3 separate regions of the Mus musculus genome follow, and all the other regions are linked to region 2. Evidence: chromatin loops called from intact Hi-C (ENCODE). Cell type or tissue: left cerebral cortex. All regions are shown on one strand.

What was found. Hi-C counts contacts between places; a loop is a spot of excess contacts. Peaks named below come from ENCODE experiments on the same cell type or tissue, not always from the same donor. Only the 100,000 strongest peaks of a DNase experiment are listed, where the experiment ranks them.
Region 1: a loop joins it to region 2, with 4 times the contacts of the local background. A loop is called at or near these places in 2 of 42 quality-filtered maps.
Region 3: it touches region 2 in a loop (2.6-fold over the local background); 4 of 42 quality-filtered maps call a loop at or near these places.

The regions. Positions count from the first base shown.
Region 1 is chr12:94,751,207-94,759,206 of GRCm38, forward strand. It overlaps the pseudogene Gm18504. Among named protein-coding and RNA genes, the nearest start is that of Gm26055, 620 kb to the right of the region's middle. In left cerebral cortex, no CTCF peak of the experiment used is centred here; DNase peaks (open chromatin) are centred at 176 and 4,756.
Region 2 is chr12:95,687,173-95,695,172 of GRCm38, forward strand. Flrt2 (fibronectin leucine rich transmembrane protein 2) reads left to right here and starts at 5,054. Exons shown (of 2, transcript NM_201518.4): 1 at 5,054-5,443. In left cerebral cortex, CTCF peaks have their summits at 3,759 and 7,118; DNase peaks (open chromatin) are centred at 493, 1,277, 3,771, 5,023 and 5 more places; H3K4me3 peaks cover 4,111 bases; H3K27ac peaks cover 4,212 bases.
Region 3 is chr12:95,381,293-95,389,292 of GRCm38, forward strand. No RefSeq gene overlaps it. Among named protein-coding and RNA genes, the nearest start is that of Gm26055, 6.3 kb to the left of the region's middle. In left cerebral cortex, no CTCF peak of the experiment used is centred here; DNase peaks (open chromatin) are centred at 3,452, 4,939, 5,961 and 7,083.

The sequences.
Region 1 (8,000 bases), 940 kb before region 2:
GAGCGGGTGTGTGTGTAATCCTGAATGTGTGTGTTTCTGTGTGTGTGAGTATAATGAGCAGGGATTATGAGTGCAGTATATGCATATTTGCAGTATGTTAATATGGTGTGCATTTAGGGGCAATGCAGACGTCAGATGAAAACTGCTCTATTGCTCTTTACCTTATGGCATTGACTCAGAGACTCTCACTGAATCTGAAGCAGGTCTTGTTAGCAGAAAATCCCAGGAAGAGCTTTTCACAGATTATCAGGCTTTCTCAAGGACCTGCTGGTTCCCAGGGTTCCTGTAGGTGCTGGGAGCTGGTCTTAGGTTCTCGTGCTTGTGCAGCTAGCACTGTATATAAAGAGCCATCTCTCCACCCCATGTCAATTTAATTTTTTAATTTCCATGGGAAAGAGCTTTCTAATAGTACTTTGTCTCATTTGCTGATGACCTCTACCTCCATCTGTTTTATTGCAAATGATAGCATTCTATTCCTGTGATTTTACAATGTTCCTTTGAGCATACATGCTATAGTTTCTTTATATGGTCATCTATCTCTAGGTACCAAAGTTGATTTCTTACTTAACCATTGGTGGCCAGTGCCACAATAAGAAGAAATAGGCAGGGAGACTGTGTTATGACAGCTTAATATGCTGTCTTTTTGAAATGTGACAGTTGGATCTTATGGGGAGCCTAAATAAAGAGCCTATAGACACTCTAACTTACAGAGATAGAGTTTCATAATTTTGTCTCATATTTTGTTAAGGTCTGAGGAGAATGAGGTTTTTTTTTTTTCTTATTTCATTTTTTGTTAGCAGATCACATTTTTCATTTTAAATAGTATTTTTTAAGATAGTGATTTTATGTTAGTGAAATTGGTCTAATTTATTTAGCTGCTTCTGTATTTGAATTTTGCTCTTTTAAATATAACAGTTGGCATTCTTTTATCCATTATCTAGGTTGCCTCTTTACTCTGTTACCGTTTTCTTCAATGGTTAGAAGTTTTCCGGATGTAGTGTTATCCACATCTTGTATAATTTCCAGTTTTGGAATAATTTGAAACTGCCTGAAGAGTTGTGTTTCTTAGAAATGCATGCAACTCACAGGCCATATGAAACCCAAGAAGAAAGAAGCCCATACCAAAGTGTGGAAAATACAGTCCTACTCAGAAGGAGAAAGAAAATAATATTGGGAAGTAGAGGGAGAGAGAGATCTGGGAGGGATAGAGGAAAGGAGGGAAAAGGGGGAGCAGTTCAGATATGGGAGGACATAGGGGAGAAGTACATGGATTCAGGAATTTGAAAGGAGTTATGTAACAGTGAGGGAGGGGGAACTGGGAGTATCCACTAGAGAGTCCCAGATGCCAGGAACCCAAGAGGTTCCAATGATCCAATAGGGAGGATAATAGCTGAAATACCCAACAAAAGGGATATAGAACCTGTAGAGACCATATCCAGTGGATAGGCACAGCCCCCAGTTGAGGGAAGGGGCCGCCTACCCACCTCAAATATAAGAATCCGGAATTTCTCATGTCAAATGGAAAAGCAGGGACAAAGAGTAGAGCAGAGACTTAAGGAAAGGCCATCCAGAGACTGTCCTACCAAGGGATCCATCCCATCTGCTGAGACCAAACCCAGATACTATTGCTGATTCCAAGAAGTGCTTGCTGACAGGAGCCTGATATAGCTGATCCCTGAGAGGCTCCCCTAGAGTCTAATTGATACCGATGTGGATAGAAGCAATCATATATCAGACTGAGCATGGGGATCTACAATGGAGAAGTTAGGGCAAGGATTGAAGGAGCTGAAAGGGTTTGCAACACTGTAGGAAGAACAACAACATCAACCAAACAGACTCCTCCTCCGCACCCAAAAGGTCCCAGGAACTAAACCACCAATTAAAGAGTAAATATGGAGGGACTCATACCTCCAGCTATATATGTAGCAGAGAGTCTTATAGGGCATCACTGGGTAGGGAGACCCTTGGTCTTCTTGAGGCTTGATGACCAGGGTAGGGGAATGCTAGGGAGCTGAGACAGGAGTGGGTAGGCAGATAGGGGAGCACCCTCATAGAGGTAGGGGGAGGAAGGATGGAATAGGGTATTTGTGGAGGGGAAACTGGAAAGAGGGGATAACATTTGAAATGTAAATAAATAAAGTAACCAATTAAAAAGAAAATAAATATCCTAATCAACATCCATGAAATGTGAACAACATGGTAACTCAGATACAAGGGTGGCATTAATTGACATGTAATGTGAGAGAGGAATGCTCAGGACACCTCAACTCTAGACAAAGAACTACAAGCTGCTAAGGAATGCTTAGAGAAGAGAACTTTCCCAGGAAGAACACACCAAGCAGACATCAAGTACCAAATGGACAGCCTTGGAAACACATACATCAGTGACATACAGAATGCATAGGTCTTAGTTAAATATTACAAGTACATACATACATACATACATACATACATACATACATACATGCATACATGCACCTAAAGGAAAATAGGTCGTGGCATGAGTGGGTTTTGAAGAAGTAAAGGGGAATGATATAATTATATTCTAATATCAAAAAAATCCTATGAGAATGCCTAAAAGTATATCATCAATGGTTTCTTTCCCTAATAAAGTAATATAGAATTTATGCCAAGATTTTTGGTTAATTGTGTTAATTTTTGTGCTAGGTGAATGGTAGATGTCATGTGTCAGTTTTCTGCATGTGCTTAACTAGTTTGGACTTATCAGAGAGCCTTCCCTTTGTTGTCTGTATACTTTTGGGATTTATCTTGAACATTGGTAGCTGTTTTGTTCTGGAAACTGTGTTCTGTTCCATTGGTCTGTGACACTTGCTTAAGACTTCCAGATCACCCCTTTGTTTGTGGAATGCTATAGCATTTCACTCACTTACAAATTATGTTACTTTCTGTATACAATGAAGGGTTTCATTATGACATTCAAATTAGATGATTGCAGAGTATACAAAAATCAACTTAAAATAAGTTCCAAGAGCTAAAATGTAAACAAACAAACAAACAAAAACCCGAAACAAAAGAACTCTAGGTGAAATTTCATTGGAAGCTGTTTCACGAAGGTGTTGTGAAATGTGTTGTTCCAAAGAGGAATAAGCATAACTCTGAGTCTAGGGGTAAAACATAACTTATAATCTTGAAATTTAGTAAATTTCTATAATTTATTCATGAAAGTTTCTGTATTTCTTTCTTTTAAATTTTTGTGCATAAAATTTCATTTGTTTGCATCAAGACCATTATATTACCTTATTATTAAATCATATTATTTGGTGAATTTCCTAAGCTTATTTACATTAACTCTCCTATTAATTACTTGTGCATGTTGAGAAACTAAAATACCAAATCCTGATCTATGTGCAGAAATGAATCAGAGAGCAGAACAAATGTGTCTGAATAAACTTCACTTCATAACTAGAGCTAGAGACAAGAAACAAGACGTTGAAATTGAATAAGATTAGGGCAGATGACTATGTTCAATGGAGAAAACCCCGAGACCTCCCTCCTTACGTCATACTATATGCTCAAGATTGCATTTGCTTTGGCTAATCCATTTTTAGAGCATTTCAGTCTTAAGTATATATTATACCAATTTATTTTCTGATAGATTTATTCTGGTTCAGATTTTATAACAAAGTCTTACTCAATTGTAAATATTGACTATGGACAAGGTACTCAATAAATTTTTTTTCTATTTTATACTAGTTCTCAATAGATGTTTTTTCTATTTTTTATTAGTTCATATAATGACATACCTATAATGTTCTATTTTTTAATTAAGCAGAATAATGAACAAAATTAAATAAAGCACTTTGGTTATATTTGTACTATATACAAGTTAATTATCCCTTCTGGATGATTTACATCAAAATTTATAATAATATTTTTTAGTATTTAATTTAGTGTGGTTTATTCTGGGGGGTTCTTATTTTGGTCATGCAATTACTTATATAAATGCTCAATATAATATGAAGTATTTTCAGTGTCATGTTTAGATTCCTAAAAGTCTGACAACTTGATCAACTATGGCTATGGATTTTACCCAGTGAAGTGAATTCCCATGACTGCATTATTTCTAAAGTTGTCATATTGATGCTAGGAATGGCTCTGCCAAAACCAGAGTCACACAAAATTTTTGTTCATATAGAGAACTCATGAACCCACAGCAATTACAGGAGCATTAACAAGACCTATTCAAGCTCAAGCAATAGTGATATCTCAGTAGGGTATAGGTAGTGCTTTGGGCATGGAATCCTACCAATAGCTCAGTAGTTATTAGAAAATGGAAGACTTTAGGATAGACAGCTTTCTTTAATAGTGTGACATTGGTAAGTCTCTAAACTTCAGGGCAGGGCACACTCCCAATAATTGTTAGACAACAAAAATTGGATTCCATGTAAAGAAGAAAAGGGAGGAAAAGAGGAGGCATTCAATAGGGAGCAGGAAATTTTACTGTTAAAATAAAATGTTGGCTATTTGTATTTTGTATTCTACTTTTAAAGAAACGGTAAGGTACAAAATTATCTTTACATTCCTCTAATATATATATATATATATATCATGTCCCTTCATAAAAAAATTTAGCAAAGTCATTTAAGGTGGAAAAAAGGATGGTTCAGAAAAAAATAGAAAATTCTGAAATATTCGACATCTTGAGTTCCATCTTTGGTATCCATATGGTTGAGAAAAGTGACTCATGAAATCTTTCCTTGAAATACCATGTGAATCATAGCGTGCACTAGTACAAGCCTACACACATGTGCACACATATGGAGGAGGAGTGGAGGAGTGGAGAGAGAGATGATTTCAATCTAAATAAGAAACATACCTTATTTAAAAAAAAATGCCATGAATTATCTTTTAGACAGTTAAAATGTTAAGTTAATGAAGTCATTTAAAACCCAACCAATGGACAAAAGAGGCTGACCCCTGTGGTTGAATTAAGGAAAATCTGGAAGAAGCTGAGGACAACATAGTAGGAGGACCAGCAGTCTCAATTAACCTGGACCCTCGAAATCTCTCAAACACTGGACCACCAAACAGACAACATATACCAGCTGATATGAGGCCCCCAACACATAAACAGCTGAACTTCTGGGTATGGGTTTAGTCAGAGATGATGCACCCAACCCTCAAGAGACTGGAGGCTCCAGGGAGTTTAGCAGTCTGTTGGGGTGAGGGTGGGGGGTTGGTACATCCTTGTGGAGACAGGGGGTGGGGAGGATGTATGAGATTTGGAACAGTTTGAGGATGGACTGGGAGGGGAATAAAATCTGGTGTATAAATAAATAAATAAATAAATAAATAAATAAATAAATAAATAAATAAATCTAATTTATCAGTAAAAATACAAAAACACACACTGGAAGGGATGTCAAACCAAGAGCTCCAGTGGGGTAACGAATCCAGTAAACACTCTCTGAAGTCACCCCACCTTGCTAATTGATGGCAGAGATCATAAACAACACAATCACCTCCAATCCTCTTACTGAAATTTCATCAACCAAAGAAGACTAAACTAAAAATCTAATACGGTATACCAATGCCAAAGCAACTCAATTCTAGAATTTGTCTACACTTTGAACATATTCTTAACTTGTAAAATTGCTTCCTGTGACTTTAAAGCATCTACATAGTCTACTTTACTCTCTGCAACTAAACACATTTAAGAGACATTTTTGAGCTTTATATTATTGTGGTTTCCATGGACAGGTGCCTCTCAATAAGTTTGTAGTCTTTTTCTCCTCTTAATCTACTCTTTTCTAATCTCTCAAAGAACATTAATATAAAGCTTCAGAAGAAAAGTTAAAGAGGCAGGTGGATCTCTGAGTTCAAGGCCAGCCTGGTCTACAAAGTGAGTTCCAGGACAGCCAGGGCTACACAGAGAAACCCTGTCTCAACCCCCCTCCCCCCCAAAAAAAGAAGAAAAGTTAAAAATTTTAGGAAAGTTATACAATTACTTAAATAATCAAATTAAAGTTACTTATATAGGACAAAACTTATACATTTTATTTATTTATCTTGTCAGCCAAGGAAAAGTATGGGGAAGGAATACTTAATAAGTTTATAATTTGAGTACATGATTAAAATATACACATCTTTATAATCAGCACTATTCTAAAAATATGAAATTTCAGAAATTTTCTATTCCTCTGTCTCTGGTTGACCCTAGCTATATTTGTTTTATCCCTGGAGAGTGACTGTACTAATTAAGTTTCCTGTGAACAGATTTTGTCTATCTTCAGGTACCTAGGGATACAATCACACAGCAATGTACTGTTTTAGAGGCTAGGTTTCAGAAGCATGCCCTCGAATTTATACATGTAACTTAGGTATTTAGTATTGCTGAATTCCACAGAATTGCCACTTGTTTGAACACCCAGAAGATAGGGGCTTTTTGTGCCAATGTCCTCCTAGGAACAGAGGACTGAACTGTAAAACTGTCACTAACTCCTTTGGAGGAGACACCTGCCAATGTTGAGGCTCCTACCATAGAGACTCTGAACACCCTGCCTCTATCTTCCCTGTTGAACAAGCTGGAAGATTCTGTGAGACCGATCATAATGAGTGTGGTTCTTGATCTTACCATAATGTTGCTGTGCAGTAGGCTGTAACTAATGGTTATTTCTGCTTCAGTGTGCCTGGATACCAAGACAAGCATTGCAAATTGGAAGTGAATTAATGTGTTTCTGATCCCTGCATGAATGAGGCAGTATGCCTTAATAAGATAGGAAGAAACATATGTGTCTGTCCGCAAGAGTATTCTAGTGGAAACTGTTAGTTGGATATTGATGAACGTGTGTTCCAGCTGTGTCTACATGGTGCCATGTGTCAGTATGTTTGGGGAGATTACACTTTGACTATGCACATGAATTCACTGAAGACCACCGTGACTCAACTTTGATGAATGTACCAGTCAGATACATCTCCATGCAGGTCTTTGTATGGATGGAGGAGACAACTACTACTGTGCCTGCATGGGGAGTGGGTTCACAGGGATACAGTGTGAGACATTGATGGTTCATTGTTAGTCAAGGCCTTGTCACAATGATGCAACATGTGAAGACACTGTTGATAGCTATATTTGTCATTGCTGGCCAGGAATTGCAAGTGCCCTGTGTGAGACAGACATAAATGAATGCCGAATCATTCCCTTTCCAATTTGCGGTGGTCGGGAGGTGGAATTATGCTGAGCTGTCCTCAGAGGATCATGAGGGCCACATGGCAGGCTTGCCTTCTTCAACTACTTTGGTGTATCAGGCTATATTTGTATCTGTCACCTGGATTCAAAAACAGGAGCCTAGCATAATTGTCCTCTGAGAGGCTTCACCCAGCAGCTGACCTAAACAGATGCAGAGACCACAAACATTAGCCAGAGCTCTGAAAGTCTTGTGAAAGAGCTGGGGAAAATAACTGAGGAACCTGAAAAGGATAAAGACTACAAAAGAAGACCAACAGAGTTAACTAACCCATACCCTTGGGGGGTTCTCAGAGACTTATCCACCAATCAAATACTGAACCACCACCAAAATAGGGCTGTATCTAAGCTCTCTACACAAATGAAGGCACAGCTTGGTCTTCATGCGTGTTCCTTAACAACTGGAGCAGGGCTTACCCTGATTCTGTTGCCTGCCTGTGAATCCTGTTCCCCGAATTGGTCTGCCTTGTTTGGCTTCAGTAAGAGAGAACCATGCCTAGTCCTTCTGTGACTTGAAGCAACAGGATGTGTTGGAACCCAGGGAGGGCCTCCACCTTTTCAAATGTAAGGGGTAGAAGTGGGGAGATGCACAGTTTACATAGAGGGACTGGGAGGAGAAAGAGGCTGTGATCAGGTTATCAAGGGAATAAATAATAGGAAAAGATAAGTAGCAGTAAGAAAATAAATTATAATTTGTGTTTTATAATTTACATGAATTCAAGATATAAAGTGTTCTACATATATATTTGTATAGATAAAATACTTATTTTCAGTTTTTATTTAACTTGATCAT
Region 2 (8,000 bases):
ATTTATTTGATAGCAAGGAGACTGGGGCTGAGAAACATTTAATGATTTCCCGATACACTGATGGAGACTTGAAATAAGATCTTCTAACTCCAAGTTTGGAATATCTGTAATCGAACAAGCCAGAGTGAAGATGTGTTTGTTTTCCTAATAAAAGTCAGCCTTGCAAACGGATTCTCTGCCTTCCTAGGAAATTAAGTTTATTTTTCTAGTATGTCAATACACAGAAACTGAGAGGACGTATATCAGTTTTAATTCAGAGTCTAACATAGACACATTCAATTAAATACGCTTTCTCAGATTATAAGATCCGCCTCTGCTCATCAAAATCACAGCTAGATATATGAAGCTCTATTCCATTTACTATAATGGAAACATCTAAGATTAAATAAGTCCCTGGGTAGATCTTGCGTTTCTTTTTATACTCTGTTTTTTAAAAGGTGTGTCTCCAAGTTATTCCCCCTACGGCAGTTGAAGAATATACATCAAGTTTTTGCTAGCCTTCCTTTGGAACAGAGCAACTGCAGACCAAAAGGCAGGTTTATGTAAGAGGAAATCTCCATGGTTTAATGTGCTTTTGTTTCCTGTCAGTGTGTACCTTCTGTTTTTGTTCACGCATAATCATCTTGTAACCTACACAGAAATGGGAAAAAAAATAACATGGCTAAGAAAATGGATGTTCTAGCAATTACTTATAGGCTGGCTTTCCAATCTTAGTTTAAAGGGCTTTTTCATGAGACCAGAGATTCCAGTAGCTGGGGCCGCAATACACAGAAGGCTGGATATAAAATAATGCCACAGAGGTCCCTGTAAAATCAGTATACTGTCAAGAGATCTTCACCATCACTTGAATGAGGCCCTCTCCCTAGAGAAATGTCTTTCAAAGCACTAAAGCACTTTGCACATACTAAAATTGTTTTATTTCTGTAATGAGCATGTAATTATGTGTCTCTGGGACTTCACTAGACTGAGAATTTGACAGGGTAGACACAAAATCTATTCATCAAAGGCCTGCTACAAGTTGAACATTTTCTACAGATGTTTGTGAGGGGATCTTTGCAGTGTAATGTTTTCAAATCAGAAGGGAATGTATCCCAGAGCTGCAGATGGCAGGACAACAGCCCCACTGACAAAATAATTTCATAGATTAGTAGTATTTTTTTACTTGTGAAAGAGAAGAAAAGCAATCTGTGCACTGCATGCTAGCCATGGATTTTCTTGCCATTGTCCCTACCTTAGAAGGAAGGGTGCATTTCTATGCCTGGCAAAGAAGGCTTATTTGTGAAATCAAACCATCTTTGAGCATCTGGTGAGGGGAAGCATGATGGACTATGTACAACTGAAATAGAAGCGTGAAACCAATATAATACTTTGAGATGCTAAGGTCTAGTTGAGAGACAAACTGCAGATAGTTAAACATCACTTTATGGAAAATTGAAATGAACAGCACTCTCTCGGGAAAATGTGACAGAGGGAGACGAGAAGCCATGGGTATAATGACTGCTATGTTTGCATAAATTAGTTGAGGTTTTGAACAAGTGAAGAATGTGATGTAGGAATAGAAGGGAAGCACAAAGAAGATCAAAGAAAGACTATTTTAATGCAGATTAGTTGAAGACTGATTCAAATTGAGTAGAGAAGGGAGAGTGTGGAACAATCTTTCAAAGACATACTGGAGGTGTTCATCATACCAGATGATGCTCTGCACACTGCTGAGGGAGAGGGGTAATAGGTAAGTCCTACCAGCTATAATTTCATGTCAGCCACCAAAAACGCCTGCATTGGCAAGATATCACTCATCAATGGTGCAATCGGACTTAAGGCCTGCTCAATAGGAAGGAATTAATGTCTGGTACTGTAAACCTGGAGATGCTGGAGAGATCATAAACCAGGAAGAAGAATTTAGTACTGCCATTTTCCAAAACGTATATGCTTCCCAAGCATATTATAAATACTTATCTTTACAGGTTACTGTAGCTCTTACCCTTCAACAAAGCAGCTTCTTTTGCAGCCGATGAAGACTGTTATAGAGGTCGGTAACTTGTCAAAATACAGAGAATAAGGGAAGGCAGGTGTCCAGTCACAACCGAAACACCTGCAGTGCAACATCTACACTCAAACAGCTCCAAGAGTATTATGGAAATTTAGTCAGAAAAGTTGGAAGATCAAGAATCTCGGGAGGCCTGATGTTAGATAGTAATCCTTAAGCATAACAGGACAAATGTACCCGTGAAAACTCATAATGTGATTGCTTGGACAAAATCTATGTAATGCCAGTGCCGGTTGACACGCCTGTGTGGACAACGAAAATTTCACATAGTCCCAAACTTACAAGTGGCTGATGAGAGGAGAATCAGGCTTTTCCAACCACCAGGTGTCTTATGGGATATTCAATCCCAGATAGGTAATGATAGGTAGACCTTAAGGCATAGATATAGAAGTTATGCTAAATGGACACATTGATCTCTCTCTGTCTCTCCATCTCTCTCTCTGTCTGTCTCTCTGTCTGTGTCTCTGTCTCTCTCTGTCTCTCTGTCTCTCTGTCTCTCTGTCTCTCTGTCTCTCTGTCTCTCTGTCTCTCTGTCTCTCTGTCTCTCTGTCTCTCTCTCTCCGTGTGTGTGTGTGTGTGTGTGTGTGTGTGTGTGTGTGTGTGTAACAATGATTAATGAGACCACTGATTTAGAGGGAGGAACATGAGGTTAATTTGAGGCATAGATGGTGCAAGTGATGTAGGTAACAATGCTCATGTTTGAAGCTCTCCAAAAAAAGAGAGAAAGAAAGAAAGAAAGAAAGAAAGAAAGAAAGAAAGAAAGAAAGAGAGAGGGGGGAGGGAGGGAGGGAGGGAGGGAGGGAGGGAGGGAGGGAGGGAGGGAAGGAGGGAGGGAGGGAGGGATAAAGGACCTAGGCCATTCCTTGAAGATGCTTTTTTTTTCTACTGTATGCTTTGTAGGAGTGTGGGTTTATTTCAGGGTCTTCGATTCTATTTCATTGATCAACCTGTCTGTATTTATACCAATACCATGAAGGTTTTGTCTTGTCTTTTCTTTCTTTTCTTTTCTTTTCTTTTCTTTTCTTTTCTTTTCTTTTCTTTTCTTTTTCTTTTTTTAATCACTATTGCTCTTCAGTACAGCTTGCAGTCAGGGAAAGTGATTCCTTCAAAAATAACTTTTTTATTGTTCAGAAATGTTCTGGCTATCTTGTTTTTGTTTTTTTGTTTTTCAAATACAAGACTTTTGTTCTGTCTGACCTCACTTCCATGCATTCCTTAAGTTGACTCTTCAGTCAGACTTACGACTTATCACATTGCTTCTCTACATACACTTCCAGTAGTATTTTCTTACATTTATAAAAATCATGATAATAATAATAACAACAACACCCATAGCTTTTTAGAAAGGAGGATATGCTCATTGCACTACTTTATTATACTTTTGAATCATCATTACTGGAAAATGAAATTATATTTATTAATAACCACCCCCTCTTCCTTTTCTGGATTAATTCTGTTTCCAGTAGCATGAATCACAATGTCAAGCCTGTTTAGGGTTTCATCTTGTTGGTTAACCAATATATGTTTGTAAGAATGAGCTTAATATACTGTCTTCTCAGAAGAAGGATATAGAGGATGATAGGTTCTGGGGACACATATGCATAACTGCACAGAAGAATGGATATTTAAAGAACGGTGGAAATGCATATGTCCTAAATTGTGAGCTTTGCTGATTCAAGAACCAAAGGAGCTATTGCTATGCTCTGCTGCCACCTTGGCAAATCAGAAGGATTTACAACGGAATTCTTCAAGCTGAAGTCTGAGGCAGCTCCAGAGGCCTCTCAGGACTGCTGGGCTCAGATGGGCATTTGCAGTTTCTGCCATTCACATCGGGTTGGGTATATTGGGTCCGGAGGAGGCACCGATTCGGTGGTAAAGCGCGGTTTGCTCTCCCTTTTAAAATAACCCCTTTCAGCAATGCCTATTCCACTGTCTAACAGCTTCCTACTGAAGAATAGAGCCTGAGAAAAACAGTTGTACGTTTGTGCTCAGATCACAGTGTCTGGGCTCATTTGACAGAGAAAGCTACAGCAGAAGAGAACAGTTTTCTCAGGCCTGAGTTTCTTTTCTGGGTCAACAAGACGGGTTCTCTGCTTATTCAATTAACTTTCTGGAAGTTCTGAATGTATAGGCAAAGCTGTTCACTAAACCCAAGCCGGAATTTGTTCATTATATAATTAACCTGTTCCAAGGGAGCTGAGGAGACATTGTTAGTCAAATCGCCCTTAAAACTAACCTGATATATATCAAGCCCTGCTCCCCTATTTTTAATTTTTGCATTTGTATTCTTTTTTCCCCCTCTCTATGTTTATTCCACTCATGCCTTTCTCTTTAGGCTCGTTTACCCAATCACATACCAACTTCGTTCTTGTCTCTTTTCCACCCGGTCTTCAGGTGTTTTACTCTTTCTTATTTAACTGATGTCATTTAGTTGACACCAGCTTCTGATGGGTAGGAGGGAGGCCACTCTCCTTGCGGTTTCATTTAAATTTGGCAGGAGTGGGTGGGTCCCCTTCTCCATTCCTCTCGCACTGCACTTGAAACTCTGTTAAGAGTTAGAGCTTGATCAGAGATTTCTAAGTCTTCAAAGCGCAGCTGGGCAAGGAAATTATATGAGAGGCGGGGGACACAGAAGTAAAGGAATAAAAGCCAACTTTGCTGGCAACTTCAATAAATCCGGTAACTGGAGGTTAAAAAAAAAATAGATTGTGAGGGCTGGGTCTGGTCCGGATGAAACGTTAGGTTCCTTCCCATCTCCGAGTCTCTCTCGGAAAGCGCGCCACTGGCACCTTGCCACCCAAGTGCCCCTAGACAGCCACACGCCCACTGGAACTGCACGTGAACAAAGCTTTTGCCCGGAAAGCCAGCGTCTGTGGTTTCTCAGCGCAATCTAGCTTCTATCCGGAGTGTAGGGTGAACACAGGGTTAAGCCAGTTCCCTCCTCGATGGGAGGGAAAGGAGTGGGAGGTGAGCAAAGCTTTCTGTCTTGCCGGGTACCTTGCAGTTAGTTGTACATTTGAAAGCAGTCGCCATCACTTGTGAGTTTGGCGTCATCCATTGTCACCACCAAGGAATGTGCGCTGGGAGATAACACCAAGGGCAGTGCTTCTCAAACACGCAGAGAGCTCTTTCTCTCTCTGCTTCCAGGTGCGCTCTTATCTGGTCCTCTGTCCCAAGTTTCCAGAACGTGGAGGCAGCAGCGCAGAACCGGTCACCGCGTCCACTGAACCTCAGGACCAGACTGGCAGTTCTCAACGATGGGCAGGAGGGACCTCGGCGGCGACCCCTAAAACAATACCATGCCCGGGGAGTCCCTCTACTGCCGCTCTAGCTTCTTCCCTTTCCACCTCCCGGACCCGGTTGGATTCGGATGAGCTAAGGAGACAAGGCTGCCAGGTAAAAGGATTGCTGTGCCAGGTGAAATTTCTAGTGACTGCCCTAGCTTTCTTTACATGGCCACCACATTATTTGGACCCCCACTCCCTTTTGAACAAGTGGTGGGTGGTCACTAGGTGGGTGTTCTATGTTTTGTCTTTTTATCCGCAAAGAAAATGGGATTCTTTTTCTATCTACCCCGACTACTTGGGGACCCGGTGTGTATGTGTGTGTGTGTGTGGGGGGGGGGGGGGCTGCGCCTTCTACATTCAAGTCGATTCCAAGTCCTCTAGGGAGTTTTGTAACCGAGTTGTGGGTAAAATCGCTCATTTGCTACCTGCCAAAAGCATCGATCCTAAATGGAGTTTTCCAAATCCCCTAAGCTTAGAACAGCCTTTCATTTCCTTAGAATGCTTCTCTTAAGTCCGGTAAGTAACAACCCTCCATACCCATCTGGGTTGAATGCAAGAAGTGTTATTATCAAGCCTCAGTATCTCAAGCCCCTACCTGCCCTATGCCCGAAATCCGGGATCAATTCCCCACTAAATTGGGGATGCTAGTTCGTTTTCTTTCCAATCGCTCGTGATTTTTACAAGCCAAGGACCTTTCCTGCCCTGCTGTTGCACCAGAACTGGTAGTTCCATAGCTGGTGTAATTGTGCTTTCCTTACTGGTCAGGGATGGAAAAGTCCCCAGGAGATCCCGATACTGGGGAGTCCACTTTCCCTGCGTCCAGTGCCTGGGCTGCGGAGATAGGTCCTTCTATGCCCTCAGGCGCTGAATGCAGATACCCAGAGTAGTAAGGGGGACGGACCTATCCAGCTGCCCTAGAGCCTCCACTAGACTCTGGCCTCCTGGAAAAAGCCCTCCTCTGAGCTGAACAGCCCAGGGCTCTTACTGGAGTTTTGAGAGCTAGTGTGGTCACTTTTTCTTGTAATCTCTTCCATGATTAAGAAGCCCAGCTAGCTAAGTCTGTCTTGGAAGGGCTGGTCCCACACTTGCTATTTGGATAAATCATGTGGCCTGCCAGGCGCCTTGGGCGACCAGGGGCAGTTGTTCCTGAAGGCTATCAACATCACCACTCTTATCTTGGCACTTTACTTCGGAAGCTTCCAAGATGACTCTCACTATCTGTTCTCAAATTAAAGTCTCCATTGGAGCTCCATTCTCTCCTGGTTATTTGTAGGTTACACTTTGAGTTTGGAGAAAAGACAGACGAGGGTATGTCTATGTGTTTTCTAGCCTCCTTTGTATATATAAAGCACGGGGAAGGGTGGCAAGCTCTCTTGAACCCCAGTGGTGTGTGCCAATGTGAGAGAATGCCCGAGTCGCGGCGGGTTTGGGTGGATCCCTGTGTGGCTTGGGAGACAAATCGGGCGTTTCTCCAAGTCGCCTTACCAGGGTTTAAGAGCTCAAATCCATGAAGGTAGCAGACACAACAGCACTGCAAGGAAATAAAAACAATTGGGGAAGTGCTGCCAAGTGACTCAGACTTTGAACTGAGGACAAGGAGTGCGGTCTCGCTCGGGGGTTCCTCCGGAAACCATCTCCAGCGCGTTATAGCCAACGCCCCTGCCAAAGTTCTCAGCCCCCGGAGCAGAGGACATCTCTAGGGAGTTGGTCCAGGCCAGCTTTCAAGTTGTAAATCGCTTTTCCCGGGGCCCTACCCACGGTGCGCCTCTACAGCCTAACGCTAGGCGACGGCTTGCTCCCCCTCCCCCTTCTGTTAGTATTCCGCCGGTCTCCAGACTAGTTAAAACAGGACCACAACTTGCTGGAGACACGGGGACAGCAATGAATGGGGGAGCAAACCAGGCCACCATCCCCTTGCCAAAAGGGGGTGGGGGTGGATCAAATAAAGAGTCATGTCTCCCATTTCTTAGATTACCCTTTAACCTTTGCAAAGAGACTCGCAAGTGAGAAAGCTGTATCAATTGGACGTCCTAACTGTAGAGCTGGTTAGTCTTTGAAGCGGTCATTGTCAGTTGTCTATTGTAATTTATGGAGACAACTCATCTACGGAACATCTCTCTTTCCAGGAGCAGGCAGGGTAATGGGGGAAAGTAGATGTGTCTAAATATGATGCCACACTCTAATTTCTACAGTTAAAGTTTATGGAAGAAAGCTTGCTGAGTGGACCTTTGATAGACTGGGGGTGCAGCACATCCCCAATGTTGCCGGCGAGTGAAATAACGCCATTTTGGTTTGAGAGACTTGCTATATTTTTACCCTCTCATGTTACGTTTCGATCATTTCTGAGTCTAATAGCTCCTCTGGTGTAGACATACATCCAGAGGACTAGAGAAAGGATTTTTCATCTTTCAGAGAAGCTCCGGGTGTGTAGGGAGGACGCTTGAGGAAGCTTAGAGAGAGGGAGAGGAGCAGCGCTGGGTCAAGTTGGCATCCCTGGCAAAGCGGGGTGCACTTAACTCTCTCCAGGGAGGACAGGGTTAAAAGCCCCATCTGACTTCTCTTGGAAAGCTTAGAGTTGCTGCGGCTCCTCCCAAGCATTCTTTAAACCAGAGAAGTGGGAGGGACTCCGCAAGGGTGGGAGGGGAGGAGGGGAGCTGAGAAAGAGG
Region 3 (8,000 bases), 310 kb before region 2:
GAAGTACCTAGTTTGTGGATAATTGAAGCAAGGGCAGCAACATCATTGTTGAGCGCAGTGCAAGAGGAATAGCAAAACAGCTTCAGAACATACAAAATGTGGCCCTCCGGTTAGCACAGCCAAGAAGGCTGTACCTAGGAGAAACAGAAGCCCAGGACTACATGTCCTGGGGACTTCATGCTATAGGGAGTTTTGCTCTGCTTGTTGCGTTCACAGCTGTCTTCATCTAAGAATTGTATGAAAAACTCTAAAGGGGATTTCCAGTCCCTAACTGGGCAGCATCTCTGGCACTCACAATAATAGTGCTTGATCATTTACAGGCGTTGCTCCTGGAACAGATTAATGATTCAATCACCACCCTTAGAAAGAATTTAGAAATGCAGATTATTTGTAATGACCAACACCCTTAGAAAGAATTTGGAGAAGCAGACTGCTAGTGAGGTTAAGATAGTCTTGTTAGTGGCTCTATTGTAAAAAAATCTTAGAGAACAATTTGAAGTTCAGAACAACGCACTCTTAATTTTTAAACTAGGAATTGTTTTTAAAGGTCAGGGAACAAGGAACAATGACAACCTAATGGCAGTGACTAAAGTAACTCCTTGTTGAAGCAGGACTGGTGATCAAGGTGACAGTTAAGTTCTTGTACCCATTTTTCCTTCAGCTTCCTGCTGTGACTTAATAAAAATTACTGATGAGCAGTCTGCATTCTGAGGATTTAAAGTAGAAATGACTCTTATTGGCCTTTATATAAAGATTTAGATTTCTGATTCCTTTTAACATTTTTATAAGATTACTTTTCAAGATAAATACTAAAATAATTGATTCTTTCTCTGTAACCACAAACTGAGGACTGCCATTAAGGAAAAACAGGCCAAGAAAATGTTTACATTTTGTTAATGAATGACAAATTATGAATGTATTTGGGTTCTTGGGAATATTTTGTTATTGCTGCTTTTATTTTCTTCACTTGTACTACATGTTTCTTCACATGAGGGTATTCCGGAACATGGTTTTCTACACATTCTTATTGTGATACATCGTTTAACGAAAAATAGAATGTAACCACATTGTGATTTCTGTATACCTTAAAAGATTTTGCTAGGATATATAAGCTATGGGAGAAAAAATAAAGTTGTTGGAATCTGCTTGTTGGAGTTTGCTTCATACACCAACTGTGTATATATAAATATGTATATGTGTAAAGTTGGTCAGAGCTTTGCTTTATCCACTCAAAGTTTATGTATTATGTATGTATGTATGTATGTGTATGCATGTGTATTCATGTGTATGTATCATGCTTTATCTACTCTGTGATTATGTGTATGTGTGTGTGTGTGAGAGAGAGAGAGAGAGAGAGAGAGAGAGAGATTTCCTTTATCCCCTTTTCTTTTTCCATTCTTGCAAAACCCCAAGGAATTCAGAGTTCAGAGTATTTTTCACCACTCACAGGGGTGCAGGCCCCATTAGATCACGCTTTATTCCCTCAGAGAAAAGTCTGGTTCTCTTCTCTCTCTCTCTCTCTCTCTCTCTCTCTCTCTCTCTCTCTCTCTCTCTCTCTCTCTCCCTCTCTCTCACCTCTTGCCCTCATGTTCCCCCTCTCTTCCCATTCCCTTCCCCCCTCTTTCCATGTGGTCATGGCAGATCTCTACTTCTCTACTCTCTCCCTCTCTCTGCCTTTATCTCTGCCCCTACTACCCTCTTAACTCTTAACTCCCCTCCCCATGCCCTGAATAAACAAACTCTATTCTATACTAAAAAAAAATAAAAGAGTCTGATGTTCTGATGTTTATAACAGCCTTGAAAACTTTTACATAGTCTGTTCATAGTCTATTTAAAAAAAAAAGCTGTGCAAGAATTGAGAAGGAAGAGCAAAATAAATGTTTCAAAACAAGAAAGTATATGAATGCCTACTGTGACCTCAATAACCACTCTATAGCAGTTTATAGTTTATCGGTTCATGTGTATCTTCCTAATTTGACCTTCACGTCATGTATTTCTACAACCAAAGTGAACTACTTTCTTCCTCAGTACATAGATTTATTTCTACAGCCAAATCAAATTCTAAACAATGACAAGGGAAGACCTGCTTGTCTTCCATGTGAGTAAACATGCCAGGGATGAATAAATGCCAGGAAAAGGTAGACACAAGAAAAATAACTGATGAAGTCTCATTATTGAGCCCTTTCTAACGTAAGTCACAGAGGTAGTTGAATAAAGGCTAGTGTAATTCTTCTGAAAAAGGAGGCAGAAATCTTGTACCCTTTTTTGTCGGCATGGAAATTGAGTCTCAGAAAGTGCAAAGAGGAAAGATTCAGCACTTCAGTAAGAGAGTTTTACTTTAAATCTAAATTAGCAAGAAACCGTGCCAATGACGGCTGTTAAGTCCTCCTTAAGCAAAGGATATTTATTCCCTTTGATCAAACAACATGGCATATGCACTTTCCCAATCACTTTGTAATAATACTATATTACCTTAACATCTGCAATGTAATCTACAAAGGATTAAGAGTCAGAAATAAAAGAAATCATTTCACAAGGCATGGGAGTTCATAAAATATTCAGGGGAAGTAATTTAGGTGCCATGTTAATGGGAAGCGTTTCAAAGTCTGCAAGTTCTATATTGACTGGTGAATATTTCTATACTTTAAAAATTTCCAAAGAGATGACATGTTATTTTTTTTTACTTCTGGTAAAACTGCCGTGAAAACCAATGTTGCTTTTAACAGCAATGGTGTGGTTGACAAAGGCTGCCCTGACTCAATGTTCCTAAGTGTTCTTTCATAAGAAAAGAGGGAAAGTTGTGGGAATTAAGTTGGATGCATGTTTTAATGTTTCACTACAAATGAAAACAGAGGTCCTATTTTCTTTTAATCATCTAAAATAATTTTCCACAAAAACTCAGGACTATATTAACATCTTCAATTTTATGTAAATTAGAAGCTAATAAACATGAAAAGCATTAGTCTTCACTTATATTCTACAATTGAATCAATGCAATTGATTTAAAGTTCAGAAGAATGTCACATTTCAGAAAAGCTTATTGGCTTTTAAGTCTGATTTATCACTGTAAGCAAACACACCAGTTAGACAAAAATTCCCAGAAGAAACAAAAAGGCAAAACATACCATGCTAAAAATGACCTGACATTTCACCTTTCTTTAACCTGGATCCTGACCTATGGAGATAAGTAAGGTATACAAAACGGAATGTAATGCCTTTCACATGTTTGATTTACACCCAGTCACCATTCCTCCATAAATCTTCACACACACACACACACACACACACACACACACACACACACACACACACACACAAACCCTCATGCGTGTGCTAGAACATATTCAATAACTTGCATAAACCAAGCTGAAGTTTCATTTGAGTCTGAAGAGGAATGTTTTGGCATTGTGTTCAAAGGGACTCAGTTAATCACTCTTTCTGCTCCCCCACTGAGAAGGCTGGAGCTCTGCACTTACCTCACAGTAGAGAGAGCCACGTGGTCACATGCTATAAAGTCATCACTTTCCAAGGTCTTCAGATATATGGAGCAAAGGCCAAGAAGCAGCTTTACTGAAGTCTTCAACCTGGAAGTCAGTGGCAGCTAACCATTTATTTGGTTAGAAAGACAATTTGGCTTACTGTCTCATTTCTCAAATAAAGTTCCCAGGAATTAAAACCCACTTTAATTAATGAAAAGGAACTCTGCCTACTTTGATTTATAGTTTGTTTTTTAAGAGATGCTATGGATTTCCTTAAGCAGGTACTGTTTCTGTGGTTTGATCAAGTATCCAGAAATAGCTAGCAATAACGTGTTTTTCCCACTACCTTCAGTCCAGCTTAGTTTTCTAGCTCTGCTCCTTCTCTGTGCCCCTAGCCTGCAGCTACCAAGAACTAAAAGAAAGGATGAGCAAAACTTACTGAATTTTGCCACCTGACTATCTAAAAAAATAGCTCTAATGTCAACAAGTATTGCTTCTACATATTCTATATAATTTAGAACCAGAAATTCAAGAGAGAACATTGAAGAAAGCATATCTCTTTAGAGCAAAAAATTTATCTAGCACATTCATAAGAGCTATATTTATAGATGTGAATATCTATATAGACATGCACTTACACATATTGTGTTCCTCCTCCAACGGATTTTTTTCAAGTTTTTGTTTCATTAATATTGATATTTATTGCTAAAATTTCCTACTTTTATTAATTAAGGTTAATACTTTTAATACTTTAAAGCACAAGCTGTTAAGGCTCCCACAAATTTCTCTAAGGCGAACATAATGAAGGAAAGCAAATAAACCACTCTGTCAAGTAATTCAGACATGGACAGGGACACACACACACACACAGAGACAGAGACAGAGAGACAGAGACAGAGAGAGACAGAGAGACAGAGAGACAGAGAGACAGAGAGAGACAGAGAAAGACAGAGAGACAGAGACAGAGAGAGACAGAGACAGAGAAAGACAGAGAGACAGAGAGACACACAGAGAGAGTTGAGATTCCTTGCAGGCAACTGTTTAAGTCCTGGTATTTGTTACAGCCATGCACAGTCGAGCCATTCAGATTTTTAACTGCACATTGAGTTTTCTTTCATTGCTGGCCAGTTCCCAAAGCCAAGTGGCAGGTGCAGCCTCGGGAATGCCACCTTCTAATAAAAGTATTGTAACATAACACGGAGACAATGGAGTTCTTTTCTGACATTCTTTGCTTTCCTTGACAGATTGCATTCCTAATAAGACAATGTCTCAAAGCTCAAACAGAATTGTATATGTTTTATCATTCAAAGAAAAAAAAATGCTTATGTTAGCTTTGCTTGGGCAATGAACCCCACTGCTGGGTGACAGGAGTTAAGAAAGCAACTGCAGGCAGCTTCGCTTCCCACTCAGTCTGCTCAAGGTTCAAGGAGAAGGGTTCATTCAGCGTTCTCCCAAAGGTGGGTTGTTGAACTCCTTTGGTGCTTCATAAAAGTGACATCTTAATTGCCTTATTACATGGGTTCTGTGGAAATTTCAGAAAGAGAAGATGGTTTCTGAGAGTAAAGAGGATTACAGTGAGTCAGTTCATTCAGTGTTTTGAGTGAGTTCCAAAGCAGAATAGTAAAACTGTACACTAAAGGAATCCAACAGAATGACAACTGGGTTCAACTCTGGGACTGTGGGATCCAAGAATTTGCATTTAATGACCAGACCCTGGTATATCAGGGCTAAACTTCTCTGAAAAACTATACACCGTGTGGTTTTATGAGGCTCCTGTCAGGCTTTAACTTGAAAAAGAAAATAAATGTTCCGCAGGACATAAATGAGGTGGACCAGTTGTCTAAGGAACAGATTTGCTTTTCAGGAAAACTATACTATCATACATATAGAAGAGTCAGTACTATCTGAAAATTCAAAGGCAAGAATTTTATTTTTAGTTAAAACATATGGCTTTTAGGGGTCTGAGAAATGGTTCAATTACCATAAAAGGATACAAACCTGAGTTTAGATACTTGAGCTTCACGTTCATTGAGAGATCTTGTCTCAGCCTTAAGTTGGTGAACTATTGAGGAAGACACTTGACATCAACATCTAGCCTCCAAACCTACAAGCACACGCGCGCACACACACACACACACACACACACACACGGCACACGGCAGACACTGAATATAAAGACTTGAATTATTTCAGTTATATTTGGAAGAAGTCTCTCATTGGGGCTGGCCCAAGGGCATGCATAGCATGTTATCCAGCAATGATTGAATGAAAGGTGTATTTTACATTAATTCAGAAACATCTCAGCTCAGACCATACCCCTCTAAGGCCATTACATTTTCCTGCATTGAACCATTTTAAAACATTGCCCATAGGAACTGAATGGGTTGTATTCATAGTGAAGTATAGCATTATTTCCTCTATAGCTTCTGTGAGCCACAGGCCCATAGTGACACCTTCTTTCTTCAAAGGATAAGACAGAACTTAACCACAAGTTTCAAGGAACTCTTGTAATAACCAATCCTTTAAGCATCTGCCCTGCAGCTGTTTATTATTTCATAATCCTCAGATAAAACTAGCATCAGTGAGGTGACAGAGCACCTGCTATCCTCCCAGACTTTATTGTTGTATAGTTCATTGATCCTTTCATCCCAGCAAAATAATTGGTTTTACATTTTTAGATGAAAAAAAAAATGTGAAGATCAGAGAAGCAAGTAAATAGCCGTAGGTTACTCAAATGGCAGGTGTAGAACCAAGATTTCAATCAGTCAGACACAAAAGCTTCGAGTTTGCACTGTCAGACATTTGCTCTAGGATAGTACATGCATAGTACATTTCTTTGCCTAATTTAATAATTGCCATACCATTATACATAATTTAACCTCTATACCTGTGCTGAGGTAATTTTTTGTTTAATTGAGCTCAATTGCCCTGAATTGAAGTCAGTGTTCAATAAATCAAGGATGGTTTTCAGACTGAATGAAAAAGAAAATTCTGCCAAATTGAACAACCCACTGTAAATCTTTTGGGCACTATGTTTACAACGCATTGATTGAGTCTATGGAGATTGAAGATTCCAGTAACAAGCTGTGATTACCTTGCAAAGAAGGATAAAGACACGTAGAAGATTTCTGTAACTATCAGAAACCTGACATATACAAAGTATTTTTGTACATTTTATATGCAATCTACAAAAAATGTGTACATTTTGTTTAAGCCATTTGATAGATGCTTCATTTTGCCACTCATTTCTCATTGGAATTGTTGTTATTTTATGTATCTATAAACACGTTCTTAAAAATGCACAAATGCAATAGGAATAAACAAGTCAATGACTACAAAGAAATGCAGCTGATCAAAGAATATGTGTACGAAGGAGTAGTGGGATGGGTTCTCTGTGTGTGACATCTGGTAAACCTTAAATCCAGAATATCCTCTCTTTGTTGAGGATTTAAATTTGGAACATAGTGTGATTTTAGCTACTTTTCTTAAACTTCTTGATCTGACAAACTAGGTTCTGTGTCCTATGACAACAGCTTTTCTCAAGAGATTTCTGGTACTTTCTGATTCTGGTTGGACTGGAAATACCACAAAAACAACTTTCCTTATGGTATTTTGGCACTTCGACCATCAGGACCAGATGGTGCACAGAAGTGCAGAGGAAGCCTTGGATATGAATAATGATACATTTTTAAAAATCATTCAGTCTTCTCTAACTTCATTGAATATTAGATAGTGGCTCTTGCCAATTTGTACTCTGCTCTGAACACATCGCCTAGATCCAGCAGTGCATACCTTGATAGCAGTGGATAAAGACTTAGATTAATATACCCTATAGGGTCTGAATTCTTATTACAAACTGGCATTTGCAAATTGTGGTTAATAGGAAAGAGTATAGAAGGTAATAGAGGATGTATTAAATTTGCCAATCAGGCATGGACTATAGGAAGAAATACTTTCCTCAGTTCTTGTGACAATAACTGAGTGACCATGGGTAAGAATATTAATGTAATTGCAAGTGTGTATCAAAGATGCTCTCTGTATATAATATACAGTTAATTCTGAAATGCCAAGAGAGAAATACAACCTAGACATTTACTATGATGCATCATTTTTACACAAAGCGAATTGAACTTTTGTTGGATGTTACTGTTTGTTTTTATTTGTTTGGGGATTGTTTTAATCAACGTTCTGAGGCTGTGAAAAGACACTGTGACCATGGCAACTGTTGAAAAGGAAAGCATTTAATTGGGGGTTGCTTACAGTTTCAGAGATTATGTCCATTGTCAGCATGGAAAACAAACAAACAAACAAAACAAAAACAATAACAAAAACACAAACAAAAACAAATGCAGCAAACAGGCAGACAGGAGGCTTGAGAAGGAGCCAAGAGTTCTATATCCAAATGAGAAAGTAAGCAGAAAGAGAGTCACTGGGCCTGACTTAGACCTTGAAACTAAAAACCCACTCTCAGTGAGCAAACTTACACCCAAAAACTTACAATGTATTCCAATAAGGCCATAT